4 separate regions of the Mus musculus genome follow, and all the other regions are linked to region 4. Evidence: chromatin loops called from intact Hi-C (ENCODE). Cell type or tissue: left cerebral cortex. All regions are shown on one strand. Each heading gives the region's core, and the rest is flanking DNA. Links, peaks and the distances in the headings are about the cores only. Region 1 overlaps Lars2 (leucyl-tRNA synthetase, mitochondrial). Region 2 overlaps Clec3b (C-type lectin domain family 3, member b). Region 3 holds the start of Lars2 (leucyl-tRNA synthetase, mitochondrial). Region 4 overlaps Limd1 (LIM domains containing 1).

What was found. A loop is a pair of places that touch in the nucleus more often than their neighbours do. Peaks named below come from ENCODE experiments on the same cell type or tissue, not always from the same donor. Only the 100,000 strongest peaks of a DNase experiment are listed, where the experiment ranks them.
Region 1: it touches region 4 in a loop (7-fold over the local background); 24 of 42 quality-filtered maps call a loop at or near these places.
Region 2: it touches region 4 in a loop (11-fold over the local background); 17 of 42 quality-filtered maps call a loop at or near these places.
Region 3: a loop joins it to region 4, with 2.4 times the contacts of the local background. A loop is called at or near these places in 8 of 42 quality-filtered maps.

Annotation. Positions count from the first base shown.
Region 1 is chr9:123,447,657-123,455,114 of GRCm38, forward strand. Lars2 (leucyl-tRNA synthetase, mitochondrial) reads left to right here. Exons shown (of 21, transcript NM_153168.3): 15 at 5,089-5,189; 16 at 5,555-5,737; 17 at 7,054-7,223; 18 at 7,304-7,381. Among named protein-coding and RNA genes, the nearest start is that of Gm40586, 13 kb to the right of the region's middle. In left cerebral cortex, for the core only: a CTCF peak has its summit at 2,725 (motif pointing right); DNase peaks (open chromatin) are centred at 1,133 and 2,737; H3K27ac peaks cover 304 bases.
Region 2 is chr9:123,155,636-123,163,093 of GRCm38, forward strand. It overlaps Clec3b (C-type lectin domain family 3, member b), which reads left to right. Exons shown (of 3, transcript NM_011606.2): 3 at 1,112-1,797. The coding sequence ends at 1,512. It overlaps Gm23323 (a small nucleolar RNA gene), which reads left to right and starts at 6,736; the gene lies at 6,736-6,868. In left cerebral cortex, for the core only: CTCF peaks have their summits at 2,982 and 3,878; DNase peaks (open chromatin) are centred at 1,315, 1,478, 2,330, 2,963 and 1 more place; H3K4me3 peaks cover 488 bases.
Region 3 is chr9:123,364,166-123,371,623 of GRCm38, forward strand. Lars2 (leucyl-tRNA synthetase, mitochondrial) reads left to right here and starts at 2,762. Exons shown (of 21, transcript NM_153168.3): 1 at 2,762-2,942. In left cerebral cortex, for the core only: CTCF peaks have their summits at 1,920 and 3,663; DNase peaks (open chromatin) are centred at 1,931, 2,733 and 3,515; H3K4me3 peaks cover 1,495 bases; H3K27ac peaks cover 1,028 bases.
Region 4 is chr9:123,521,439-123,528,896 of GRCm38, forward strand. Limd1 (LIM domains containing 1) reads left to right here. Exons shown (of 8, transcript NM_013860.2): 8 at 1-114. Among named protein-coding and RNA genes, the nearest start is that of n-TRacg2, 4.3 kb to the right of the region's middle. In left cerebral cortex, for the core only: CTCF peaks have their summits at 2,443 (motif pointing left) and 3,894 (motif pointing left); DNase peaks (open chromatin) are centred at 2,368 and 3,898; H3K27ac peaks cover 194 bases.

The DNA of each region.
Region 1 (7,458 bases), core at 783-5,782, 74 kb before region 4:
AAATGCTAACAAATAACTGTGGTGGTTTGAATAGAGTCTTTGATTTTTTTTGACTTTGTGGAAATTTTGATGGTTTTCTCCATCAAAACATACATATTTCCCATTTTTTATTTCTGCATAGTGTGTCATAATTGATTAAATCATTTACTTATTTTTGTAATATATTATTATTTTTTAAAAGAGTGATGTTTTATTTCTCAGCAAGAAAGGGAAGTATATCTTAAGAGTCAGTCCTAACATTGAAATCTTGGGTCAACATAGATAGATAGGTTGATTGATAGAGATATATATTTCCCTACCTTGGGACAGAAGCAGGCAAATCTCTTGAGTTCTAGGCCTTCGAGAGCTGCATAGTGAGAAGGTATTAGTTTATGTGTGTGTGCACGAGGGTGGGCCTGTGCTTGTCTGTTTTCTTTGGGGTTCAGAAGACAACTTGCAGTGTCAGTTCTCTCCTCCCACCATGTAGGTCCCGGGGATTGAACTGAGGTCCTCGAGCATCTTCAGGCACTTAGTCATCTTGCCTGCCCTATTTTAAATGGTTTGATAGATAAGAATGTTTGACTTTTGTACATGCCTGGAATCCCACTACTCAGAGGGCAAAGGTAGTAGGATTGGCCCTGTCTCAACCTAAAACTACGTCTATAACCTTCAGATTCTCCATAAAGCAGACAGAGATTTAGCTTCGTTAGAATGAGGGTGCTGGAGGCTCCACCCTTATCCACTCTGCCAGCTCTGGTTAGAACTCTACTGTATGAAAACCATGCTGGGTGCAACTGAGTCCTGAAACTGGCCTTCTGCTTCTTACCCCCAGAGACTTTGATGTATGAGAACAACATTTCTGCATCAGAACACTAAAAATTGATATCACTGGGCCCATCAGATAATTAGTTAAAATGCTTGTGGTTCAGGATCTGCTACTCAGTCCATTTTGCATTTTGTATCTGTGAAAACAGATTTGCTGGTTGTGGGTTGTGTCCTTTTACTGTCATGGTCTCATGGTAATTTTATGTGTTTTCCTTTTTTCTGTACTCACCACCTGGCCCAGACCAGCCTAGAACTCTTGTTCTTCCTCCCTCAGTGTTGGGATTATTTATAGTGTGCACCACCACAGCCAGCCATGGGATTATTTATGGTGTGCACCACCACACCCAGCCAGACTTTGGCAGTGATTACATAATAATTTTAAAAAGCAGCCATTTACAGAATATAGTCTGCAAAAAGGAGACCCAGGGAGGATCCTGGTAATTTTGGGTGAGGGCAGGCCTCAACTTGGTTTCTTGGTTCTGCATCAGCAGCCACCTGGTGCAGTCAGAGGAGTGGGCAGCTGTCTGTCCAGGGCTTCAGTATTCATTATAAATAACACTAAAAGTAACCTGTCAATCTATGCTTAGAATATCCTGAGCTTGCTTGCTCTCTTCCTTCTTTCCACCCTTTAAAGGTAGGACAGAGGAGGAACCTGGACTAACCTAGAAACGGTGAAGATTCCAGCACTTGTCTTCCTGCTTACACAGGTTATATTTCACTGTTGATAAAAAAAAAAAAAAAAATCTGCCTCCAAGGTGCAATTGAAGGGGTCAGGAGAATCTGGGCCACCCTCCTGCTCTTGGAAGACAGTACTGGGATGCAAGAGTCTCTCATTCTCATTCTTAGTAGACCACATCTGCCTTTCTAGGAGAATCACATTGGCTCAGAGAAGTCTGCAGAAATGAAGTGCTGCTGAGGCTCAGGGGAGCCTGGGGGACCATAGCCAGGCCACTGGAACTCATGCAATTTTAAAAACATTCTACTTATGTGGGTGTTTTGCCTGTGTGCATGTCTGTTCACCACATATGTACAGTGCCCCAGGGTCCAGAAGAAGGCATTGGATCCCTGGAACTGGGGTTAAAGACAGTAAGATGTCTTATAGGTGCTGGCAATCACTGGGACAACCAGTGCTCTTAATTACTGAGCCATCTCTCCAGCTCCTACCCCTTTTCCCATGCCAAGTTTTATCATCCCTATACTAAATCATCTGTCTGAGACAGTGCCTGCTGGGCTGTAACTTGGAGAAGCTGGGGTCTAGATGGATCTAGTAGCATAAATTTCAGAGATTGAGACACATTCATTATCAGAGTCTTAGTCCTGGTGCAGCTGTTCTACAGGAGACCTGCCAATTGTGGGAAAAGGACCAGTGTGGACAGCCTTGGGCCCTCACTCAGAAACTGTTTGAAGTAATTTTGAAATAAAAAAGTAAGTGATTCTGGTAGTAGTCAAACTAGTCAGGTGGCAGAGGAGACAGAGTGCCTGGGGGAAGTGGGTCGGCATGCTAGGTGCTGTTTGCGTGTCTGTGTTTACACAGGTGTCTGTCATGAAGATTCATCAAGGTGTACCTACCCCAGAACTAGTGTACTTCTCAGTGTGACTGTTAAATGTCATTTGACAGTTTTCTTTGAACATAGGAAGGAGAGAGGAGGTGGAAATAGAGACAGTGAGAGGAAGAGGAGGGAGAGGGAAGAAGAGAGGAGAGAGGGAGGAAAAGAGAAAGGGAGAGGACGGGGAGAGGGAAAGGGAAGAAGAAAGGGGGAGAGAGGGAAGAAGGAAAGACAGATGGAAAGGGAGGGGGGAGAGACAGGGAGAGAGAGAGACAGTGACAGAGACAGAGAAAGAAGGGAAAGGGAGAGAGGGAGATTTAAAAGCTAGAGTACAGTTCTAGGGTCTGGCTGGCAAGTTGCAATTCTACACATCCCCAGAAGGTGGCAGTGGTGGGTCACTTGATTATATAAAAAACAAAACCAAACAAAACCCCAATGATAGATAATAAATAACAGCGTTTCTTTTTGAATGTTAACAGTACTTGATTTTTTCCACCTTTGTAAATGTGCCCTATCTCTCACCATTGCTTCTTTTTTATAAAGATTTATTTACTTATTTTACTTTATTTACTTGTTTTAGAACTTTGTCTGCATGCATAGCTGTATACCAGAAGGCAGCATCAGATCCCATTATAGATGGTTGGGAGCTGCCATGTGGGTGCTGGGAATTCAACTCAGAACCTCTGGAAAGCAGCCGCTGCTCTTGACCACTGAGCCATCTCTCCAGTCTCCCACCACTGTTTCCATCTACTCCTATGCATGTGTTACATGCACGTGTGCACACACACAAATACATACATACTCACTAAAAGCCCTTAGAACAGGACGGTGGGATGCATCTCAGGCAGAACATGTACTTAGCACCTGGACCCTGAGGAAATTATGGTGCAGCATGGGACTGATATACACAAAAATCAGAAATATTCCTGGCCCTCATCTCTCTCACTCTCTTGTCTGCCCCATCTGCTCTCTTGAATCTACTAGAAAATGTCTTCCTCCTTGTTACTACCTACCCATAGCTGTTGGGCAGGGGCCACTTGGGCCAGTACTCGCCTAAATCAGATAACCTTGAACATGAAGTAAGGATCTTCTGGGATTAGCCTGCAAGACTATTCTGGTTTATAACTTGTGGTTAGGTTTCTGGTTTTCTGATTCCCTGAGTAGAAGCTCCCAATACCTGCCCACCCCTCCCCCCCAACCCCATGTCAGTGACGTTGCACCCCAGAGCTAGGATGTTGGAAGGTCTGCCATGGCAGTATAACTGAACGAATCTCTAGTTGTCCAGAGCAACATGAAATACTTGCATAGGATGGTGTCTGGAATTACTTGCTGAAATGCATCAAGTGAATCAGGCAGATTCTTCGAAAATAAAATAATATAGGGTAAAGAATTTGAGTGTTTCTTAAGAATAAACCATTGTAGTGACTGTGGTGGTGCATGCCTTTAATCTCAGCACCCAGGGTACAGAGGTAGGTAGATTTCCGAGTTTAATCTACATAGAGAGTTCCAGTCCAGCCAAGGCTTCAGAGCGAGACATTGTCAGAGGGATTGGGGGAAGTTTATTGGAGCACAGGCTGGAACAATGGATGGCTCAGCAGTTATGTTCACTGGCTTCTCTTCTGGAGGACCTACTATGCCTGCTGCTATGCTTCCCCACTGTGATGGTCAAGAACTCTAACCCTCTTCAATCATGAGCCCCAAGTTAAATCCTTTTGTTTATAAGTTGCCTTGGTCATGTTGTTTTCTCATGGTGTCTTAGGGTTTTATTGCTGTGAAGAGACACCCTGACCAAGACGACTCTTACACATGAAACATTTAACTGGGGCTGGCTTATAGGTTCAGAAGTTCAGTCTATTATCAGTGTGACAGGAAGTATAGCAGTGTGCAGGCAGACATGCTGCTGGAGTAGCTGGGAGTTCTATATCTTGATCTGAAGGCAGCAAAGGGGGACTGGAATTCTACACTGGGTGAAGCTTGAGCAAATATAAGACCACAAAGCCCTACCCCCGCAGTGTTATCCTTCCTCCAACAAAACCACACCTACTCCAACAAGGCCACACCTCCTAATAGTGCCAATCCCTATGGGCCAAGCATTTAAACACATGAGTCTATGGGAACCAAACCTGATCAAACCACCACACGTGATATGCAACTAACACACACACCAGCTGTTGGTAGCTGTCTCCTTAGAGTGTAATAGGCTAGGAAGAACAGGTAGATAATCCTTTGATTTTAACAGAAATGACCCATTCCTGTCCAACTCATTAGATTTAAAACTTTAAGACAGTCTAAGCAGGTCCTGTGTTAAGGGAAATAGTAAGCACCCTTCACAAGGACAGCCTTCAGTACTCCCTCTTGGCCCCTCTGTGCTGTGCCTGATGGGCAGCTGACACGGGCTCTGTTTTCATGCAGTCACTTGAACCCATCTTCCCATCCATAACTTGGCAAGTTTTTCTTCCTCCCATCTTATAGGTTGGCAAACTGGACTCCCAGAGCAAGGAAGTGGCTTTTGTGGCTCAGGTAGAAGTTGGTGAGATCCAGGCCTTCCAGATCTGAGGCCTGTGCTCTCTCCACCTCAGCTCAGTGCAAAGTGGACCTGGCTGCTGCTCTGACTTAATGTTAACACCATATCCCAGGATCCTGTTCTAAGGTGTGGTCCATAGTGATGATTTCTGGATGCCTTGAGTCCTGGCTGCTCCATCTCCCCCTCTCTTTTTTCCCTGTGATCTTTCCTCAGGGAACCTTTCCATAAACTACTGGCCCAAGGCCTCATTAAGGGACAGACATTCCGCCTTCCATCTGGACAGTGTCTGAAGAAGGAGGATATAGATTTCACAGGTAAGGAGGGCCCAATCTGGCTCGGACAGGTAAGAACGAAGGTCTAGAAGCTCTTAGGAAGCTTTTAGTATCTGCTATTGGACCCCACCTGGGTGTAAAGTCTAAGATCCTGGTAAGGCCTCTGCAGGCTGTTCTTGGGACTGGTTATACCCTGATACCCAGCCCCATCCTGTGTAACAGAGTGTTTGCTTGGACATCTCTACCTTGTCTAGCTTTGTTTGACAGCCCATTGCTAGAGAGAGCCTCAGACTCAGAGCGCGGAGTCTTCCAGGATCTTTGCCCACAGGCCTCGAAGCAAAGTTCAAAATATGGAATTTCTACCCTGCCCATCATGTCTTGTTCTTGAATACTCTTTTGGCATCTAGGTCCTGCTCCTGTTTGTGCAAAAACAAAAGAGAAGTTAGAGGTGACGTGGGAGAAGATGAGCAAGTCCAAACACAATGGGGTGGACCCTGAGGAGATTGTGGCCCAATATGGAATTGACACAATCCGGCTCTACATCCTCTTTGCAGCCCCTCCTGAGAAGGACATCTTGTGGGATGTAAAGAGTGAGTCTGCCTGCTTCCTTTACAGGCTGCCCTGGGCTCTGAAGGAACTGGGGAAGGAAGTGTTTCTTGCTGGAAACAGTAATAGAGAATTCTAGAAGTCATCTTGTCCAGACTTCTGTCCCTCTCCAAGGCACTAGCTCTCCATTGTTCAGGGGCCTTGGGTCCCTGTGGTGGGGATGGGGGTGGAGGGGAGTCCCAGAGTCTGTGCACATTCCCAGTCCTCAATCTACACTTGCTGGTGGTGGGGCCCGGAAATCCACACCATTGCAGGCTCTGTGCCGATGATAATGTGAGGCCTCTGGACAACTGTTTCCTTAAAGACCAACCCTCTGGGCTTACTTAGGCCTGCTGAACTACAAAGAGGCCAGTCTTCTTTAACATTCCTTGAAAAGTTTTTCTAGAACACAGTCCTCCTCCCTCAATCAAGATGATGCCTGGCTACGGGGACCACATGCAGCCTACCAGCCACTCCCTGCTGCTTGACTTCCCTCACGAGATTTGTTTCTCCAAAGCTTTGGTTTTGCCCTTATGATCTGCCTGGGGTAGATTTGGGGAGTGAAAGCCAATGACTGTGGGAGGAGTCCGTTTTATCTGAGGATTGTCTGGTTTCTCCCTATGTCTTATAGCAGTGGATCTGGACAGTCATGGCAGATGAAAGCCCTAACAAACTACCTTTAAGTAACAGAGGCAGGACATGTAGAACCCAGGACCTAGGCAGTAGCTCAACTTTCTCCTTTCTACATGGGCAAGTCTCCACATCTGCTTTTCACAAGCCTCCAGTTGTCTCCGCTGTGTCCCCACTCTTGAGAATACACAACCCAGTAGTCAGAGTTTAGGCGTCTATCTATACCCAACTTATTTGGTCAGCTGTGTCACCCAGAGCCACCAGTGTGACCTGTTCTGCTTCCCCAGGTCCGTGAACATGTTTGGAATACTTAACACACACCTGGCGAGGTGAGGAGCTGTCAGCTGGCTGTGCTGCAGGGCTGTTCCCCAGCATGTTGTGCAGCCACTGCCACTGCCACTGCCACTGTCACCTGTCCTCATGAGATCCCAGCTTCACTAGTAGTGGCAACTACCTTTAAGCACCCTGGTAGCCCCAGGCATATCTGTCACAGCAAGTTTGCTGACCTGAAGGCAGTGCGCTGATGCCCATCCCAGGGCAGGCAGCAACTGCTGAGCGGCCCTGCCGCCATTGCTCAGGACATCAGAGATCCGGAAAGAAGTAGTGGCTGACTCTGGGAGGACCGTGGGGCTTTGTTTGTTCCCTTCTTATCAGCACACATTTTTGTCTTCTTGATTGCCACAAAATGCAGCTGACGCACTCCCTGGAGTGCTAAGATGGCAACAGCGGTTGTGGTCCCTGACAACAAGATTCATCGAGGCAAGGACTTCCGGGACAGTCCCTCAGCCTCAGCTGCTGAACAGCAAGGAGAAAACCAAGGCCCAAAACCTCTGGGAGTACAAAAATGCAGTCATAGCTCAGGTCAGAAGATCACTCTTTTTTCTGGAAAAGGAATTTTTGAAGAAAGTGAGTTTAAAAAAAAAATCAATTTTTATCAACAGGTGACCACTCATTTCACAGAGGACTTTGCCCTGAATTCTGTAGTTTCTCAGCTGATGGGACTCAGCAGTGCCCTCTCGGTAAGTAGCTGGGTCTCGCAGAGAGAGGGTGAAAGTGTGGGGAACACTCCCCCCATGGTTACATCCCTATCACTCTA
Region 2 (7,458 bases), core at 853-5,852, 370 kb before region 4:
TGGTCACCCAGCTGGGGAGTGGCAAAGCAGGACCAGGGCCTCATAGCTTGGGCACTCTAGTGGCCAGGAGAGCCAGCTTTTACTTTCTTGCTTGGGGAAGCCTAAACAGACTGGACATCCACTCTGCCAGGCCAGTCCTCTTTCAAGTTAGTTGTCCCTCTCCATCACGGTCATCTTGCATGTGTCTATTCTCATTCTCTACCCACCCTGTGACCTTGCTCTGTTCTATAGTGTGCCGTGAGCATACCTTGTGTGTGCTTGGCTCTGGGCTGTGTATACGATGCATCTGTGTGTTGTGGGTGTGCTTTAGAGTCTGTGACTAAACACTTCTATGAGGCCTAGCTGTCAAATCCCTCAGGGACATGGGAATGTTTCTCTTTAATATTCGCTGGGTGGAATGGCTAAGTGCAAGGGGCAGGGCCAATATGGAGCTCTGACATATGTGACCCCGCAGCAAAAACCACACACTCCATCTGTCTGATGCAGAAATTAAGCTAAACACAAGCTGCAACATCAAGCTCACCATGGGCACCTTCCTCCTAACCTGGGAGACCAGTGTTGCACTGAACACTCTAGTTTAGAGTAGTTTTTGAAATGGCCATTCCTTACCATCTTTTTTTTTTTTTTTCCACAAATGCTCCTGAAGTCCCAGTTCCACTCACCCAGCCAGGGACCTGGTCTGAGCAGAGGTCCCCTGTGTTGATCCCCTGTGTAGAAGCTTGCTGGCCCTCAGACAGGAGTGGTAGATACTAAGTAACCAGAGTGGGGTCTCTAGTTCTAGTAGGTAAATGTCTAGCAGTATGAGCTAGTAGCTTGATCCCAGGGAGGGGAAACTATCAGGGACCAGGTGACTTCTTCACTCCCTTTATCTCTGGAAGTCAGTGACCCTGGCTAGGTCGCCCTTTGCAGCAGAGGTGTGTCCATTCCAGGAGCAGGGCACCATGTCCCTTCTTACTGGGCTCTTCAGGGTCTGCCACAGCAGGGTCCTGAGGCGAGAGCAAGCAGGCTTCAGGAGATGGATGGGATGGGGTGAAGGGTGGGAGTCAGCCTGGAAGAGGTCTCTTGGCCTCGGAGCATCCAAACCTTCTGTGACAGCCATCTCTCCCTTCAGTGTGCCTGAAGGGCACCAAGGTGAACTTGAAGTGCCTCCTGGCCTTCACCCAACCGAAGACCTTCCATGAGGCGAGCGAGGACTGCATCTCGCAAGGGGGCACGCTGGGCACCCCGCAGTCAGAGCTAGAGAACGAGGCGCTGTTCGAGTACGCGCGCCACAGCGTGGGCAACGATGCGAACATCTGGCTGGGCCTCAACGACATGGCCGCGGAAGGCGCCTGGGTGGACATGACCGGCGGCCTCCTGGCCTACAAGAACTGGGAGACGGAGATCACGACGCAACCCGACGGCGGCAAAGCCGAGAACTGCGCCGCCCTGTCTGGCGCAGCCAACGGCAAGTGGTTCGACAAGCGATGCCGCGATCAGTTGCCCTACATCTGCCAGTTTGCCATTGTGTAGTACAGCCGCTACTAGCCCAGCCCGGAGCGGAGGGGCTGGGCCTGGGCCAGGGAGGGGTGTGAACCACAAAGAGCAGAAGGCTGTTGAAGGGTGGGGCTTGTGAGCTTGCTATATGGGCGGGGTGGGGTGGGGGGGCGTTGGGGCTGAGCTGAACATTGGTGAGTGGGGCGGGCCTGGTGGTTCTCAGGGAGAGACAAGTTGTTGCAGGGCCCAGAGGGGCGGGGAGACCTTCTGTTCCTCTCTCTGCTTGGTTTTTGCAAATAAAGTTGGTGCAGAATTCCTGAAGTTGGGGGCTGGCGAGATGGCTCAGTGGTTAAGAGCGCCGACTGCTCTTCTGAAGGTCCCGAGCTCAAATCCCAGCAACCACATGGTGGCTCACAACCATCCATAACGAAATCTGATGCCCTCTTCTGGAGTGTCTGAAGACAGCTACAGTGTACTTACATATAATAAATAAATAAATCTTAAAAAAAAAAAAAAAAAAAAAAAAAAAAAGAATTCCTGAAGTTGGCTGGTCGGCAGATTAGGGCGGGAAGAAGATCCCAGGAGCCTGGCCCCAAACCCAGGAGAGCCTTAGTCACATTTCCAGTCTGCTTTCTGTAGAGACTAATTCCCTCTGCTGGACTACAACACACACTCCAATTCTGGCAGGCATGTTTGGGATATGGGGTGGGGCTATCCCTTCTCTTGTTGGGGATCCATCTGGGAGAAACATAGGCATGCAGGGGGCTTTTGTGGAGTAAAGGATGAGTGGAGTATCAAGCCTTCCCAAGAAGATTCCCATCTGCCTCTATTGTCCCAGGAGGCTGGTCCAGGAGCCAAATATAACAGTTGCCAACACTGCCTGGCTAGTGTGTTCCTTTCCCTCCCACTGCTTACAGCCAGCCAGGGGTTCCACATTGCTTCTTATCAGCACAGAGAATCACTGAGCCTACCATACTGCAGGAACTTATATGTAGTCTGGTTTATTTTTTTTTCACCCAGGACAGTATGTGTTGTTATAACCGGGCTGATTCTACAGGCCTGGGCCTTCCCACCACCATGGAATACTGGTCTCACATGACGAGAACTCTCCAAAAATGAAACACAGTAGCCTCATGCCTCCCCTTCCTCAAGTGGCTTATAGTGTGACCTGGCCTAGACCACCTCTGTGGACCCAGCTCTGATGATAGTGTGATTGACTGGGGCAGGAGAAAGCTTGTATGGAGCTGTATATGTCACCACCAGACTGCCTAGCACTGGGACATCGTTGTATGGGATTCAAGTCATGGGCAGAGTGAGGAGCCACAGCTGTTAGTGTTAAGAGTGAAGCCTGTTCTCGGGATGGTCAGCCAGCTAAGAGCTCTGATTCCAAAGAGTTCTGGTCAGATTTCTTTAACCACCATTATGGAAATCGTGCTGTTCCCAAGAAGCTGTGGGTCTTGGTAGAAAGGCGATCTAGGCAGGTGATAAACATTGCCTTTTTCCATCGGAAGAGGGCAGTGTGGCAAAGAGAATGATTTCCTGTTCATCAGCTTGTAGTGTTTCAGGGTTAGAACACCTGCGCACTCCAAACTCAGTCCACCTGACCTCCCAGCTGTGTCTTCCTTCCTTCCTTCCTTCCTTCCTTCCTTCCTTCCTTCCTTCCTCCCTCCCTCCCTCCCTCCCTCCCTCCCTCCCTCTCTTTCTTTTTAAAGAAAGAAACATTGCATTGTCCAGGTCGACTCTGGGTTTGAGTTCCAGGTTTCATTCAGGAAATCCTCCCTCCGCAAAGGCCAACCCCCGATCTTCCCGTGGTGGGCTGCTCTAAGACCCACTGAGAATCATTTTGCTAATTTGTTACTTTTCAATCCTTTGCAAAGAGCCTAAGTTGTTAGCTGATCACTATACAAGATACTTTCCAATGATGAAACCCTTTTGACCTGTACCTTAAAAGTCTCTGAGGTTTCAACACTGTCATAAAACAGTTTTCAGTCCTACCAATTTAGTCACCCCAACAGTTTCCATTTTTATTTTTCGCAAGTGCCGGTGGAGGCATTTGTTGTAGCTGTAGTTCAGTGTTGTAATGATTGCTTAGCATGCCTAAGACTTTGGGTTTAAACTCCAGCGAAACATAAACACACAGAATGAATGAATGAATGAATGAATGAATGAATGAATGAATTTAAAAGGGGAGACAGCACTTGGTGTTGGTGTGTTTGTGATTGGAAATACAGAATTGTATAAAAATACAATTCCATTCGGAGTTTTCGGGTTATTTCTGAGGCCTGATGCCAGTTTCTTCCTTACTTGCTTTTCACGAGCCAGTGACCCATGAGCATAGGTTGTTATATCAAGTTGGATAAACCCACTCTCAGAACAACTCCCTCCTTCTCCACCAAGAGGCGCTGTTGTCTCATGCACTGTGAATACAGCTACACTAATACAACTCTTTACATTGCTACAGGAAAGGTTAAGGTCTCTCAGCTGGCTGAAGATGAACTCTGTGAGATTCTGTCCTCTGTAGAAAGCAGCTGGGTGCAAAGTACGCCTCCAAACAGTCCACTAGCCTAAACCCGGGGCCTAAGATGGCCAAGCACCTGCCTTGCTCGCTCTTCCCCACCCACCCAGCTCCTGTGGTGTAATTCTTGGGTTTTGAAGTTCAGAGACAATAGGACGAGGTTGGTCTTGGTCCTTCGAGTTGCTCTTCTATTTTTGTGTTAAGAGTAGCGCTAAGCTGGGCTGGAGAGATGGCTTAGTGTTTAGGACCACTGGCTGCTCTTCCAGAGCTCCTGAGTTCAAGTCCCAGCTCACACATGGCTACTCACCACTACCGGTAACTGTAGTTCCTTGGAATCCGATGCCCTCTTCTGGTGTGCAGATGTACATACAGGCAAAATACTCATATACATAATAAACAAACAAACAAACAAACAAAGCTAAGCAATGTAGTAGGAAAGTGGTTTTGGATGAAGACAGGCAAGTTTAAATACCAGGTCAATAGCAAGGGTAATTTGAGCTTGCTCTAAATGTTAGGGTTTTCTTAACTGGGTAAACCATGAACTAGCTTTTTAGTTCTTTTACAGTAGTAGCTCTGGGTTAGGAAGGAATTCTTGACTTAGAGTCCAACTCTGCAGCTTTCTAGTCCTGTGGCCTTGGGGGAAGACACAGACTCAAAACCGTGGTTTCTTCTGTTCCATTTGCAATAGAGAACACTGGGCTGCTAGAGCCAAGCTCAAAGGCAGGGCCAGCCAAAGTGAAAATGTAGTCCTCTGAACTCTACAAAAGCAAGGAGTAGCCAGGGAGGCAGAAGGACCGGGTTGTGGTTGTGGAGTGGATCCACAGATGTGTCTGAGTGAAGGACACAGCCTCCATAGAATATACCATCTAGAGTGCAGAGATGAGGAGGAAATATTTCTGCCTCCACCCTCATGTGCTTCCCACGGGTGACCTAACCCCTGATGTCATAGGAGATCCAGGCAATGCTGTCTCATTGCCTGGGCAGAACCTTTTGCATATCAGATACCATCTGAGAACAAAGTGGACAGAGTTGGAATCCAGGCTCCATCTAGTCCGTGTAGTGCTCTGACATCCACAGTGTTCCACGGTTCCCCGAGAGCTGATGCTTATGTGCACTGGAAACACAGAGCATAGGAGTTAGAGGTGTCCTTAACGTGTTTTATAGTTTAAACAACAGCAATCATTCTTTTTAATTTCTCCAGGTCATACTTTCTAGGTGGAATGTCTCTGAGATGTCAATATGCAGACTTCTAGAATGTTCTCTCACTGTTTCTATCCAGTGTTTATGAGGAACTTTTCTACTGACCGTTGACAAAACTCGGAAAATTCTGAATAAAGAAAATTCAAATTCCAAACTCCACTGACAGGATGGCTGGACAGGCGTGAGCATGTCTGCCTTGGATGTCACTGAGTGCAAAGTATTTTGCTTGGCATCAGGGCTTAACGTCCAAGCCTTTTGTGAATTGTTTTTGTAACTTCTGCAAGGTATGTGTGTGGTGGGGTGCTTGTCATTTCAATCAGTAACAGGTTGTGATTCTGCAGGCACCGAGTGAGACTTCTCCAGTTTCAGCAAAACTCTGAACAGAAGTTATTCTTCAGGCAGCCTGACTTCAGCTGCTCTGTATTAGGTCAGGGCTGTCTGAGCTCTGCTCTACTGGATTGGCTCAGCGAGCTTCTCCATGGGGAAGCTCACAATGCAGATGTCTACCGAGCAGGTCTTTGTAGAATGTCCCTCACTTGATGCCCACTCAAGATGCCTATTCCACTGGTTTTCTTGCAAAAGGTCCTAGAAGCCAAGAAGAGCTCCTGAACCTCAGCACTGTTGCTGTTGCTGGCTGAGTGGACACTTGGGTATGGGGCATTCTGTGTGTTGAAGGCTGTTAGCAGTGTTCTTGACCTCTGCCCACCCAAAACATCAGTAGCTGCTCCCATTTGGACAACTATATTGTCTGAAAACATGGCCAATGTGACCTGTGGCCCCAAATCACCCCTGATGAAGGGAGCCACTGAAAGACCCATGAAGCACTAGCTAAGATGGTTTATGATTAAGATTTCAATTCTGTCCTTTAATATGAATTATCAGGAAAGCACATTCCTACATTAAAACTCAGGATATATAATGGAGGCTCTTAAAAACCTCTCAGAGGCAGCCAGACCTCTGAGTTCTGAGTTTGAGGCCAGCCTGGCTTATAGAGTAAGTTCCAGGACAGCTAAGGCTACACAGAGAAACCCTGTCTTGAAAAACAAACAAACGAACAAACAACAACAAAAATCTCTTGCTGAGTCAGACATGATGGCACACATCTTTAATCCCAGAACTAGGAAGGCAGACACAGATCTCTGAGTTGGAGGCCAGTCTGGACAGTGAGTTCCAGGACAGCCAGGGTTACACAGCAAAAAATCTGTCTTGTAAAGCCAAGCAAAACAAAACCAAACAAAGCAAACAAAACAAAGTCTCAGCTTCGATCCAGGATCAGACACCCTGAAATCCTATCCTTTGGTAAGCAGATATAGGAAGACTGCAAGTTTAATTCTTCCCTGGCTGACATAAAGAGACTTATCTCAAAAATAAATAAATATAAAACAGCCACATTCCCTTGCATTTCTCTGTTTCTCATGATATAGGCTCCCCCACCCCTTTCTTCGCAGCCACTTCCTTTTTGAAATCTCCCTCACATACGACCCCATCTCAGCATCTGCCTCTTGCAGGCCCTGAACAGATCCAGTGATTAAGAAACTTGTACCTTTTCCCCTAGAAGTGTTGCAGTGAGTGGCTCCTGTGTCACATGTGCATCAGTAGGTGGCAGAGAGGAGAGAGGCTGTGTCTATGCTCATCGTTCTGACCTGGAAATATCTGAATGATTAGTAGCCTAACACTCCCTGAAGAAAACAAGCCTGAGATGACCCCTGCCCAGCACCATAATGCAAGAATAGGACACTGCACTCCTGAGGCCACTCCTGAGATGACTCCAGACACTCAAGAGACCCCAGGCACCACTAAGAGGAGCAAGTAAATGGTGGAGAAATGAAAGAGAAAGAGAAACAGAAGGACGTGGGCACAATGGAGAGAGGCAGAACTGGAGACTTGAGGGTAGTGAGGAAAAGCTTGTTGTGAATATCCAGCAATGCCACCAGAGACCATGGTGGGATCCTGGCCTGTGCTGCCACTAGCGTCCAGGTCTGTGGCCCTGCAGCAACAGGGGTCTGTTACCACCAAAGGCCAGGCAGAGGTCCCTGGTTTGGGCTGCCTGGAAACATGTTGATGTCTGAGGGCTGTGCAGAACTGGCCCCACCCCTCACCTGGGCATCGTGGGAGAGCTGGCCCTGGGGTCATGAGATCAGGAGAGCTGACCCCGCCCCTGGCCAGTTTCTGTACTCCACATTTCTGGAGCTTCGAGCAAGTCAGCCCCTGAGGATAAGATTGTAGGAGACCTGAGCTCACCACTCATCTCCTGTGTGGTGGCGTGG
Region 3 (7,458 bases), core at 1,115-6,114, 160 kb before region 4:
TCCAGACATAAATTCATACACTTATGGACACCTGGTTTTTTGATAAAGAAGCCAGAAATACACAGTGGAAAAAAGACAGCATCTTCAACAAATGGTGCTAGTTAAACTGGATATCTGCATGTAGAAGAATGCAAATATAACCATATGTATCACTCTGTATAAAACTCAAGTCCAAGTGGATCAAAGATCTCAGCATAATACCAGATACATTGAACCTGATAGGGAAGACAGTGGGGAATAGCCTTGAATGCCTTGGTGTAATAGATGGCTTTCTGAACAGAGCACCAATAATGCAGTCACTAGATCAACAATTAATAAATTGGACCTCATGAAACTGAAAAGCTTCTGTGAAACAAAGGAGACTGTAGCCACCAGCGACCACAGGTTCCCGGGTTCCTGAAAGGAAACATGGGGTTTTGGATGGGAAAGGCTGCGAGAGAAATAACGAGCCAAGACAAAGTTCTGATCAAGGCCAATGTTTACTTAAGAGTCTGAGCTTATAAAGGGGGGGACCCATCCCCTACCACGCCAGGATCTTGTTGCTTTGTCAGGATAGTGTCAGGAGAACAGGTTCAGCCTCTCAGCTGAGGAAACCACAGACGTGGCAGTCAAAAGACTTTACCCAGGTCAGAAGACTCCACCCTAGGTGGACTAGCACTGTGGCAAGCCAGGTCTGAGCAGCCTGCTCAAGGCTGGGAGGAGGGCACAGAATTGGAAAAGATTTTTACCAACTCCACATATGATAGAGGACTAATATCCAAAATACATAAAGGGCCCAAGAAACTAGATATCAAAAAACAAACAAACAAACAAACAACAAACAAAAAAACCAGAAAAACAATAAAAGAAAAACAAAAACAAAAAAACCCAACAATTCAATTCAAGAATGAGGTACAGATCTAAACAGAGAGTTCTCAATAGAGTAGTCTAAAATGGCTGAGAAACTCTTAAGGAAATGCTAAATCAAAACTACTTCCTTCTTATACCTGTCTGAACGGCTAAGATCAATAACACAAGTGACAGTTCATGTTGGCCAGAATGTGGAACAAGGGAACCCTCTTCCATCATGGGAGTGCAAACCTGTATAGCTACTATGGAAATCAATATATTGATTTCTCAGAAAATTGGGAATCCATCTACCTCAAGACCCAGCGTACCACTCTTGGGCTTATACCCAAAGCATGTTCTATCCTACCTCAAGGATACTTGCTCAACCATGTTCATTGTTGTTTTTTTCATAGTAGCCAGAAACTGGAAACAATCCATATGTCCCTCAATAGAAGGATGGATAAAGAAAATGTGGTGCATTTTCACAATGGAGTATTTGCTGTAAAAAAAAAAAAAAAAAAAAAAAAAGTGACATCATGAAATTTGCAAGCAAATGGATGGATCTAGAAAAAAAAAAAAAAACCCCAAGTGATGTAACCCAGAATCTGAAAGATAAATATGGTATGTATTTACTTATAAGGGGATTTTAGGATTTTAGCCATTAAGTAAATGATAATCAAGCTACAATCTAGAAACAGAGAGGTTATGTAAAGAGGAGGGGTCTTGGGAGACATAGGAACCGACCTGGGAAGGTAGATTAGATTTTATGGGAGGATTGGGGGGGTGGGTGAGGATGGGAGGGGGTTGTGTGGGGGGAAAGAGTATGGGGAGAGTCAGCTGAAATTGAAGGAGGGCACTTCTGGGGGTGGGGGATGGGAAGCCAGTGCAGTGGAAACCTAGTGTGAACTGTATCAGGGCAATGGTGGCACAGAATTGGTTTCCAGGTGAGGTTTGATGCTGGTCTAGAACAACCTGGTGTTTTGAGCTTTAAATGATCAGGAGACTGTTTTTGTTGTCGTCGTTGAAGTCTTGGAAATGGACAAAAGCTTCCTATGTTTCCTGGGTGGCACACAGAATGAAGTTTTATTCTGTAGGAGTGTACACCCCTGCTGGTCTCCTTATGGACTGCATTGACCCATGTAAGGACAGAAACTAAGATGGAGATTATACATACAGTGACGGGATGGATTGTCTGTGAAGCTACAATTGATTTTAGCCCTGTAGGAAGAGATGGCACTCAGACATTGTTTCCCCCCTCCCCCCCCACCCCCCCGCTATTACTGGATAGCAACCATTTTGCACTATTTGCAAATCTCAGTACACTTCTCACATGTGGCCTTAAAAAGATTCTTCCTTTAAAAGATAGAGTGTAATTACACCATTGTTCCTTTGCAATTCCTTGATTTATTACAAGGCAAGAAGCTCTTGCTCCATGCAGTGCGTGCTGGGCGATGGGGCACATTAACCCCATAAGGAAGGAGGTCAGACAGCTTGTTTTCCTGTCAGTACATTTTGTTCCCCGCTCTACTCCGGGCTAGGTAATTCTCCTCCTGGGGCTAGAAGATCACCTGATATGATGGATGAAAAGTGCTTCAATCCTCACCAGGCCCATAATGGATCAAAAAGTCAGACAAGCCAGCCCAGTAGCAGCTTCTGTGACGCTGAGATTCAAACCCTGGCCTTGAACCACCCCAGAGCTCTTTTAACCACCTGTCACTTCATCCTTTAGCATCTCCCTCGTTTCTGTTCTAATTGTAAGACCGGGACAATCCGGTAAGCAGAATTTGTACCGATAGCAGGCGTAGAGGGCGAGGCCTGGGCGGGGTCAGCCCTGGGCGAGCAGCTTGGGGGCGGAGTCAGCGCTGTCTCTCCCGCATCTCGCCTTTCCCTCTTGGCTCCGCCTCTCCTGTCTGTGTCCGCGGCCTCCCCTTTCGATAAAGTTGTTGTTTTGCCAACATGGCGGCGCCCAGAGTGACTGGCTGGGTCTTGCTCGTGTAATGCTTGGGGAACGAGGCAGAAGGTAGCAGCTGGCCAGACAGAGCCTGAGCGCAGAAAGCCCCGCCTGGGGCTCAGGAAGACGAGAGACAAGCCCCGCTTAGCCCCCGGAGCTGAAGGTGCGGACAGGCTCGGGAGTCCCGGGACCTTGGAGTTTGACAAAATGGGAAAAGCTCCGAGATTCTAGTCTATAGGCTCTTTCAGCCATGGACCCTGTTGACAGCTCCGGACTCTTGCTCGGAGAACGCACATCTTCACATGGCTTTGTATTCGAATTCTCCTCTACTACTCACCTCCCCCCGGGTGCCTGGATCTTCTCTTCGGGGTTGGGGGTTTGGACCCAGAAAAGGACCATCAGTACTACATCTTTGGGGGACCCACAGTATTAATTAGGACCCGCAGGTCTTCACAAGTCGCCTGGATCTTAACAGGCTCACAGCTTACAGAGAAGGTGGAGTTCCAGATACGAAATAACTTGCCTGAGATCCTGCAGGAAATTAGAAGTAGCGTGTGTGTGTGTGTGTGTGTTTAACATTAGTATTTTACAAGACATGTCTGCTGACATTTGTGTTTTTAGAAGACATGTTTGTTGGGGTGAGGTGTGTGTTAACTTACTCGTTTTGTTTGTATCCACACCAACCTCTGCTAAAATGGCTGCTTTTGATGCCAGGAAGAGGCAATGCCTATTAAGACTTCAGTAGACAGGTACTTGAAATGGCCCAGAGCTGTGCCTAGTAAGTAAAAAAAGAACAGAAGATGGTTGAAATCTAAAAGTTCTGTAAATTCATAGGCATGAGCACAGACAATTTGTTCTTAGTCTCTTCCCCTAGTGGAGAGTCTGAGGGTGATCTTGGACCTATGCCTAAGGGTTTGGGGTTTATTTTTATTTTTTATTTTGCATTGCTCAGGATGGAACCAATGGCCTCAAACAGTGTCAGGGAATTACTCTACCACTAAGCTATATCTCCAGCCCCCACATTTACAGTATTTACTTGTTTTATTTTGTTTTTGGTGCTGGGTATTGAACTGATGTGCTGAGCATCTGTTTTATATATCTAGTCTTTGGATTTTCTTAACAAATCTGCTTTTGTTTTAAGACTTGTTTTTAATTGTGTGTGTGTGTGAGTGTGGGTGCCCATATAGGCCAGAGGCATCAGATCTTCCTGAAGCTGGAATCATAGGCATTGTGAGTCACCCACTGTGAGTGCTGGGGACCAAACGGGGATCCTGTACAAGAGCGGTGTGCTCTCTTAACTGCTGTGCCATCTTTCCTGCCTCTTCTTTATTTGTTTGTTTAAAGACAGAGTCTCGCTGTATAGCCCAGGCTTCCCTACAGCTCATGGTAGCCCAGGTTGTACTGGAACTCTTGACAGTCCTCCTACCTCAGCCTCTCAAGCTACTGGCATTCCAGGTGTGAGACATCACAGTTTCTTAACTCCTCTGGCATACATACATTGCCAAATTGCTTCAGAGGTGTTCTTAATTTGCATCTACCAATAGTGTATACACATAATTGTTTTCATTAAAACTATAAGCAAGATATTTAATTGTATTTATTTCTTTGATTAGTTGTAAAGTTGATTTTTTTTTCATGTTTCTTAGCTTTTGTCCTCTGTCTTATCCCTCACTTGGGGCACCAATCCCCCTTTTCTGGTGCTGTGGATTGAATCCAGAGTTTTAGACTTGCAAAGCAAGTGTTCTACCACTGCGATATACTTCCATGCTTATATCTTTGCCTATTTTAAACATGTTTTTGGGGTTCTTTCCTCATATGTGAACTCTTTATGGAGTTGTATAACCTTTTGTCATTGTAGTTTGGAACAAATACTTTTCTTCAGCAAATTGTTTACTCTTTAGCAATTTGTTCAAACTTTTTCTTTCTTTTCTTTAAGACAGGATCTCACTGTGTACCTGTGTAACTCAGGCTGGCCTTGGACTTAAGATCCTCTTGTCACAGCCTCCTTAGTGCTGTGATTACCAACATGTTTCACCCCACCAACTTACACATTTTTGGTATATAGATATTTCATGGTTTTGGAGTAAGACCGATTAATTGTGGTACTTTAAAAAATTCCTATTAACTAAGTTTGATGGTTTGTGGTGCCTGTAAGCCTAACATTTGGAAGGCAGAAGCAGGGATATCAGGAGTTCAAGGTCATCTTTGTCTGCAATGCTAGTTCAAAGACAGCCTGAGCTAGATGAAACCCTGTCTCAAATTCCCACATCCCTTCAAAACAGTGGGATTTATGCCAGTTTATGGCTTGCGTTGGAGCCCTAATTTAAATTTTTCTCAAATACATTGAGCAATCAATCATTTTCAGAGTTGTGGTGGTGCACATGTAATCCCATGAGGAGGCTGAGGCAAAAGAACAAAATTAGAGGCTAGCCTGGGCTATATAGTGATATTCTGTTATTTTTGTTTTCATTTGGATGTACATATGTGTATACATAAGTACACACATTGGAGCCCAAAGGTCAATGTTTGACGTTTAAAAATTATATTTATTTAATTAATTCTTTTATGTGTCTTTTTGTATGTGCCTGAGTTCATGTCTGTGTATCATATGTGTGCAGAAACCCTTGGAGGTCAGGAGACATCAGATCCCTTAAATTGGAGGTATAGATTGTTTGAGCTGCCCTGGGAGTGCTCTGTAGGAGCTGTAGTACTCTTGTAAAATAAGCCATCTTTCCAGCTCCCCAGTGTTAGATGTCTTTTATCTCTCTCTCTACATTAGTTTTTCACTGAAACTGAAACAGTAATTGGCTAACATAGGTGGTCAACAAGCTCCAGGGGTCTTCTTGTTTCCACAAGCCGCACCCTCAGTGCTGGGGATAGAAGCACAGTGCCACCATACATGTAGGGCTTTTTATGTGGGTGCTGGGGATCTGAATGTAGATCTTCATGCTTATGTAGCAAGCACTTTGCCCACTGAGCCACCTAAGCCACAGAGACAGTTCCTTATTACTTTCTGATCTGCATGTGTTTTTCTTTATGAAGTTTAATTGCATTATTTATTTGTTTGAAGGCATGTCTGCCATGGCCACGTACAAAGGTCATGGGACACACCTCTCCACCCTGTGGTCTTAGGGATCAAACTTGGGTTGTGAAGTTTGGTAGCAGGAGCCTTTACCAGCTGAGCCATTTACCAGCATTCATCATGAGCTTTAAATTCTTGTATATACTCCGATCTATTTTACTGGTTTTTAGTTCATTGGTTTAAGCAAAGGAGAAGTCGTTAGAGAGCCTGGTGCAATGTAAAGCACCATGTTCGGCCAGCAGTAAGTGTTACTGTGCATTCGTGTTGCTCCTGTTGATGATTGCCCGTTGGCACTTTACCCACCATGATGGGGAACAAGTCCCAAACAGCAGTTCAGGTCAATTTGTATTTTATTTTCCTATTACTATTTATTTATGAAAAAGAATAGTCCAGAATACTCTCCTTATGTGCCATGTAGGAAGGAAATGTTAAATATCTGTCTGGGTGCCTTCTGCTAACAGTCTTTGACTTATTGTGGTTTCAGAATGTTTACTTAGTAAGAAAAACCATAAAATCCCTGACTCACATAGATAGTTCTAATAATATACAAATCTAAGCCCTAAAAGAAATGCAATTGCCTTCCTTATATAAAGTTGGCCATATAGAATTGATGATAGCCAGCTTCATGTAGTTCATTCTATTTCCTATATAGTCATATTGACCTATTTTAGAATATCCAAACCCAACTGATAGGGGATTTTCTTTGCTATGGATAGAATCCAGGACTTGGCACTTGGTAAGCATATGCTCTGTGTCTTACACACCCAGCCTGGGACTCCTTGGCTATGTTTGTAGTGCTTGGAACAGTGTGTAGACCTAATATCATTCAATAAGTATTTGGCAAACGAAAAACCAAATGAATACATAGTTTTCTAAGTAATGTTTATTTCTTGGCTTAGCCTATAAGGGTCTGTACAACTCATAACACACATGTACACACATGCACACAACTATACATATGAAAAATGTTAATTTTGTTCAGAATTTGTAGTCCTTCTGGGAGACCTGCGCTCAGATCCCTTGTGGTATGTGAGTGCATAGCTAAGTCAAGATGTGCTTAGAGTTCTTCTGGAGTTCAGAGAGATAGCAATTGATATGCTAGATAAATTAGAGGGAGGGATTCCACTGTCTCCTATGCTGTTGGAAGGGTGTGTGTTAACTGGCCTTTTGGAGGCCTCCCTTTTTTCTGTGAGGGTTTTGTGTATTTGGTGTTTGCAGCATGAATTACCTTTATATTTTCTTTTTCTTTCTTTCTTTCTTTTTTTTTTTTTTTTTTTTTTTTTTTTTTTGGTTTTTCGAGACAGGGTTTCTCTGTATAGCCCTGGCTATCCTGGAACTTACTTTGTAGGCCAGGCTGGCCTCGAACTCAGAAATCCACCTGCCTCTGCCTCCTAAGTGCTGGGATTAAAGGCATACGCCACCACTGCCCAGCTATATTTTCTTTCTTTTTTTAAAAAAAGATTTATTTATTTTAAATATGTGAGTACACTGTTGTCTTCAGACACACCAGAAGAAAACCATCAGATCCATTACAGATGGTTTTGAGTCACCATGTGGTTGCTGGGAATTGAGCTCAGGACCTCTGGAAGAGCAAGTC
Region 4 (7,458 bases), core at 1,262-6,261:
AATTTTTAAATGAAATTAAATGAAATTCCTGATTGAAGTGATTCAGATCTGTTTGCAAATACTACATTTTATATTATCAAAAAAGCAATAAAGAAATTTGTAGACTTCCCAGAACCCCCAAGACTGTCTTCTTTGACTGTTTGCTGGAGAAGGCACCACTAAGGGTCTCATTGTTTCTCTCTATCTCAGGCCTGTGCAATAAAACATGAAGATATATTCACTTATCTGGGATTTTAAATGTTCTATAAATTTTGGCCAGATAGAGCTGTAAGGAGATTATACTTATAGCTATGTAGGAGGGAACGAAGGGAGGTGGTAGGGATGCTATGCTTTGAAAGTTAGAGCAAATAGCCTTTTCAAGAATCCTGTATAACTCTTGTACCTTGGATAAAAACAAGGAGATGGAGGCAATCTCACTTCCAGGGCTAGCCTCTGCTATCACCCTCCTTATTCTGACCATAGGTTTCAGAAGAGCCTTCAGCCTTAACAAAGTTACTGGCTACATGTTAAGTATGACAGGACTTTCCATCCTTCTTGCTAGTGCCTATGTGAACCCCTTTCAGCTGAGTCCTGTGAGGGTCGAGTGTTGAATCCCAGGAGGCAGGCAAAAGAATCAAAATGTTTTGAATACTTTCAGTACTTCCATGGCTCCGTATGGCCTTCAATCACACAAAATACAAAACGGGATTGTTAAGATTCAGAATCCACAGTCCTTTGCAGGCATTAAATACTGCTCTGAGTACCCTTTTCTCGCTCGGTGAAAGTGCTGTCTACCAGTTAGATCCCTTGCAAAGACTAGTGTGAGACTTGACTCCAAACTCTGGTTGCAGAATACACTTGTAAAACCTCTCAGGCGGAGAGAGAATTCTGTCAGTAAAGTGCTTGCATGAGGACCTGAGCCCAGTTCTCATAATCCATGTAAGAATGCCAGGTGTAGTGGTGTGGGAAAGTGGGGGGCGTGTGACTAGCTTTTGGACGAGAAAAAAAGTTCTGATATGAAGTTGTCTTAGTTAGGGTTTTACTGCTGTGAACAGACATCATGGCCTAAGCAACTCTTATAAGAACAGCATTTAATTGGGGCTGGCTTACAGGTTCAGAGGTTCAGTCCATTATCATCAAGGCAGGAACATGGCAGCATCCAGGCAGGCATGGGGCAGGAGGAGCTGAGAGTTCTACATCTTCATCTGAAGGCTGCTAGCAGAATACTAGCTTCCAGGCAGCTAGGACAAGGGTCTTAAAACCTACACCCACAGTGACACACCTACTCCAACAAGGCCACATCTACTCCAACAGGACCACACATTCTAATAGTGCCACACTCTGGGCCTAGCATATAGAAACCATCACAGGGGCTGGAGATATGACTCAGTGGTTTAGGGCAGTGACTGCTCTTCCAGAGGTCCTGAGTTCAAATCCCAGCAACCACATGGTGGCTCACAACCATCTGTAATGAGATCTGATGCCCTCTTCTGGTGTGTCTGAAGACAACTACTCATATACATAAAATAAATAATTCTTAAAAGAAAAAAAAAAACACCACAGAAGTCATGCTGGTTTCCATCTCATAAATGCTTCTACCACTGTCAATATCACTCTATCATCATGACACCCCGGAACTTGGAGTGAGGAGTGGTATCATATCACCATCGTCATCACCATCATCATCATCTACCAACCACCCTCAGGCATTTGAACACCTTGGAGCCAAGATACTAGAAGAAACCTGTTCAGCTCCATGCCTGAAACAGTAGTAACTGTATATCTCCACTGGGCGTTATTCTGCACACCCTATGTTCTTTATCATTCCTCCTCTTGTAGACACGAAAGGGAAGTACCCTCCAAAGTGAGTGGCCAGTAAACAGTAGGACCAAGGCCAGGCCCATTCCAGATGGCCATCTAGAGAGATGTCTTGACCCCTCTGGCTGCTGGAGTGTAAGTCATTTTTTATGGTATTTTCCACTAAAGCCTGTCTGTAAAACCTTCTCATGAGGCTATGAGGAGGACCTAGTCACTGCTCTCTGTTGGGGTTTGTATTGGTTCCTATTATATTCTAATAAAATACTTTAGAACACAAATGTATTATAGTTCTGGAGAAATGGCTCCTACAGGTTACCCACAGATGCTTTCAGAGATGCTAGGGAAGACTCATTCTGCCCCCAGTATTATTTCTCTCATTGCTGTGACAGAATGCTTGGCAGAAGGAACGTAAGGGGGAGAGGTTTATTCGGGTTCATGGTTTCAAGGGACACAGAGAAGGCATGATGACTGGTGATTCAGTAGCAGTGGAAGCATGAGGCAGAAGCGCTTTCCATCCTAGCTGATCAGAAAGCAGTGTTGGGGAAGAACCAGAATTGGATTACCTTCAAGGGCTGCCCCCAAGGACCCACTTCCATTAGCTAGACCACAGTCCCACTGGTTCCACAACTTCCCCAAACAGCGCCACCTACTGGGAACCAAGTGTTCAAACAAGTTTTTCAGCTCGAGGGGCTTTTAGATCTGTGGCTGGGGCTGTACACTCTGAGCCCCCTTCTTGTATCAAATGAATGACTTTTGGGATTACATTGGGCATATCCAGGTAATCTAGAACAATATCCCTATCTCAGGATCCTTAATCTGAAATGCCCTTTTGCTTTGCACAATAATATAATCATCGATCCTGGGTATTAGGACATAAACATTCTGGGACTATTCTTCATCCTACTTTGGATTAAAACAAGTTTCTTTGGGGCTGGGGTGGGGCTTGGTGGAAATGAAGTAACACCCATGGGCTAGATGATGACTTTCCTTCAGGCAGTGCTGAGTGAGTTCCCTAAAAGTGAATACCCATGTGTGTACCTGCAGCAACATGATTGGAATCTGGGTGCCAAAAAAAGGTCAGGGGTCATATACTGTGAAGGTCTCCTTCAGAAGAGCTTAGGTATGTGGTACTTCCTAGGGAAGATGAGTAATGTGGTTTCCCACAAGTGTGTTAGATAGTTTAAGACTCTTTTACTGCTATGCTACATACATGTATCACCCAATGAGAAAGTTTCAAAGACAAATGGCTAGAGCATAGTATGTTGTGTGGAGTGGAAGATCCACAAGTCTAGGGACTTAGTAGGCAGATACTACAGTGCAAAATGGGTGGTATTGATGCTAGCAATCTGTAAGTTAGACAGATGCACTACATGGAAATTTGGCTAAAGATGCAAACTTGTAATTTACTCACCTTTAAGGATTTCTTATTCTGAACATGCTTGTTTGATAACTAGAGTTTGATCTTTAAAAAAAATCTCAGAAGAGGGCTGGAGAGATGGCTCAGTTGGTAAAGTGCTTTTATATAAGATGAAGACCTGAGTCTGGTTCTCAGAATTCATTTAAAAAAATGCTAGAAGTGGTGCAGACTTATAATACACATACTCCAAAAAAAAAAATGAGGTAGGCATAAACTGAGAAAAATCACCTCATCTTTGACCTTCACATGCATATGCACACATGTGCACACACACATACACACACACACACGTACATATGTGCACATGCACACACATGTACATATGTGCACATGCACACACATGTACATATGTGTACATGCGCGCACACACATGCACATATGTGCACATGCGCACACATGAGAATGCCAAATTCTGTCTGAATTACTCTCCATTGTTCAGTCTCATTGGATGTTCAAGGAAGCCTTAGTTAACTGGTGAAGAAAGGCCAAACTTTTGAGTTTTTACCTGTTTAGAGAGCCTGAGAAGGAGCCCTCTGAAGGCCAGTGGCTAATCAACTGGAAGTATCCTCTTACTGAAGCCTTATGAAACAGGCTACAAATTAAATAACATTTTATTAAAAGAGATGGGGCTGGAGAGATGGCTCAGCCGGTTAAGATGTCTCAAAACCATCCATAAGGGGATCTGGTGCCCTCTTCTGGCCTGAGGATGTATATGCAGCAGAGCACTCACATTAAATTTTTTTTTTTTTTTTTAAAGATGATGATCTATCTTTTTTTTAAAGAGAGATGAACTATCCAGTGAACTGAGACCTGGTGAGTTGAAGGATAATCAGGGATAGAAATGAAGTGACATACCTAAAAACATGCGACCACCTTCCTGCCCACTGTGGGGTCCTTTGGGAGTCCTCTCAGCCTCTATCTGGCCTGCTTTAGAATCAGGAGCTCATGACCTTAAGAAACTTTAATTTCCTTTTCTGGAAAAATTGGATGTAGTAAGAATTTTGTAATTTTGTAATTTTGTTTTTTTTTAAAGCCACTCAAATATGGGAATGTTTTCATTTTAATCACAGATGTGGGGATCTAGGGGTGCTTCTTATCAGGTGACTATGTGCCTTGTGGTCTAGCAGAGGCACGGTGTTACCAGCAGCAGATAGTTTCTCCAATTCTGTGATGTTTGAAGTTCTAGGGGCTTTTCAGAGGTAAATGCTAGGGCCCCGAGAGGTGGTATAGGTTGCTGTTTGGAGATTGGATGCTGTTTGGGGATTGGTTGCTGTCTGGGGATTGGATGCTGTCTGGGGATTGGATGCTGTTGGTTGCTGCTCTTTGTGGTTTGTTAAGTAGTCATGTGCAAAGAAGAAATAACAACAAGAAGAAATAAAACTTTAATTTTTTAAAATCTTATTTTTAATGGTGGTTTTAAAATCTTTTAACCTCTCTTATAGCCCACCACCCACCAAAGATAGTAGGGGAAAAAAGATATTAAAAAAGTGGACCTCCACACCGGGCAGTGGTGGCGCATGCCTGTAATCCCAGCACTTGGGAGGCAGAGGCAGGTGGATTTCTGAGTTCGAGGCCAGCCTGGGCTACAGAATGAGTTCCAGGACAGCCAGGACTGCACAGAGAAACCCTGTCTCAAAAAAAAAAAAAAAAAAAAAAAAAAAGTGGACCTATTTAGAAAAGTTCTTTTGAACAACTCCCGTCTGTGTTGTCTGAAAATTGACAGTTCAGTTCACAGGTTAACAGATAATGACAGCTCGATCCACTCACAAACACTTCATAGATACACCAATAGTCTAGTTTGATAGAGTCTGGTTAACAGTAATGGTGATACAACCTAACAGAGATATCCAACCTCAGCTTTGACTTGAGTCAACAGGAGAGACCAACAAAAACATCAAGGGAAGTTCTCAGCTGTGCCTCTCTCAGGGAAGCAAAGATCAGCAAAGACTCGAACCCACAAGTGTTACACAGCTAGCTGTACCAGCAAGCCAAGCTGTTTCAGTTACTCTGTCAAGTCCTATTTATACCCTCCAAACATCAAGTGTCCTCCACGTGCCTTACCTCAGCAAGGGTCTGCCTCAGCGTGTGCATCCAATCAGCCGGAGTGCACGGAGTCCCAACAAATGGAGCTCAACTACACTATATAAGACTGCCCAATATATGTGTGTTGTTAACAAGACTCATCACATGTCCTTTCATGTGTTTGTTTTAACAGAACATCCTCTCTCCTATGCCTGCTTTAGTGAAACGTTCTTTCTTGAGTCTGCCTTAGTCTTTCACCTTTGTCCACTTCAAAAAAACAAAACAACAAACAAAAACCACTCTTTTACGTGTTTGCCCCAACAAAACACCATCTAACACAACTGACTCTCAAAAGAACCCTTAAGTTTCCACTTCAAAGACATTCGATATCCTGATGGCAAACTTGCCCCCAAGGAGCTCAACACCACTAATCAGCAGGAAGTAGTCTAACGATCATGTAGCCCCTTTCCCCTCTATCCTTTTTTCACCTAACTAGTGGTAAGGGGTTGAAAGGGTAGAAAAAAAAAAGGGTGGAGAAGGGTAGAAGAATGAAGAACCTACAAGTGTGGGCTACAATGGGATAACAACTGAATTTACCTTATAAAGTTGTATGGGTTGATTAAATTTATCTAAATAAAATGCTTAGAGAAGCATGAAGTTACTGATCAGTTTGATAAGTTTTAAGAATTGATAATTACAGCAGGATGATAAAGAAGATAAAATATAAGCAGATTAAGGTAAATTCAAGCACAAATTTTAAAAAGCACTTATATACTAATAGTAAATGTGAATATATGAGTGAAAACTAAACAATTTTAAGGAAAGGGTAAAGAATAAACTGTCAGAAAGACTAATGTGTAACAACCAAAGAGCTCCTGTGCTCTTGCAGAAGACCTGAGTTCTGTTTCAAGCACCTGCCTTGGCTGGCTGTACCTAGCTCCAAGGGGGATCTCATACTTTTAGTCTCATAAAGCACTTGCACGAGCACACACACACAGATAAACAATGAAAAATAAAATCTTTTCAAGGTCAAGTTTGTGAGAAAAAAAGATTGAATACACCAGGAGAGAATAATCAATAGGCCAAGAAATGAAAGTAAAAAGGAAGTTGTTTTTCACTTATGAAAGCTGTAAAGAAACTATAATTTATATTTGTATGTGGATGCTTTATTTTTTTTAAAGATAAGGTCTCCAGATCAACACCTCTCTGTCTCAAATTCTAGAATTTTAGGTATATGCTAGTACATGAGACTTGGATATCTAATTTATATGTTATATGTATTCATAAATATCTAATGTTGATTAGCATGTGTGGAAACATTCTGGTGACAGAGGGTATATTGTTTTAATTTTTCCACAGAGCAATTTGAAAATATGTACCAAAAATCTAAATGCCTATGAGATGGACCTTTAAAGTGTCCACTTATCCACCCAAATAGAACATCTTAAAGCAAGAACTCTTAAACCAGGTGTGGTTGGTGGTGCTTGCTTATAACCTCAGCACCTTGGGAGCTTGAATCAGAGTTCCAAGTCCATTTCCATAGCCAAGTAAAGGCCCACTGTCTTATATAAGACAGCCTCAGTCAGTCTCTCTTTCTCTTCCCCTCCCCCCTCTGCACGTACACACATCACACACACCCTTCAAAACAAAACACACAACAAAACAAAAAAAAAAAACCCTCATTTTTTTTAAGTGCTAAAACTGACAACAATGCATATTAATGATCTCAAATCTCAGACAAAAAATTAAAGAGCAAACAAAAAATACTGTTAGCTGGGCAGTAGTGGTGCGTGCTTTTACACCAGTATTCAGGAGGCAGAGGCAGGGATCTCTGAGTTGGAGGCCAGCCTGGTTACAGAGCAAGTTCCAGGACAGTCAAAACTACACAGGGAAACCCGGTCTCGAGAAACAACCCACTATAACTTCATTAAAAGCAAACTAAATCCTCAGAAGTGTAGAAGCCTGGTATGGTATCTTGTACCTTAAATTCCAGTACTCTGGAAAGCAAAGGCAGCCATTTGGCCTGGTCTATATCCAGCAGTATGGACTGCAGGAGTGAGCCACACCCCTTGGTCCTTGGTCTAATTCTGCCCCAATAATTTCCTTTATCTGATACAGTTTTAATAAACTCCTGGGGAGTGGGGTATGTTTTCTAGGACAACTTAATCATGGAGTGACTGGTTAATGAATAGGCTGAGCCCTGCTCCCGATCCACCTTCGTC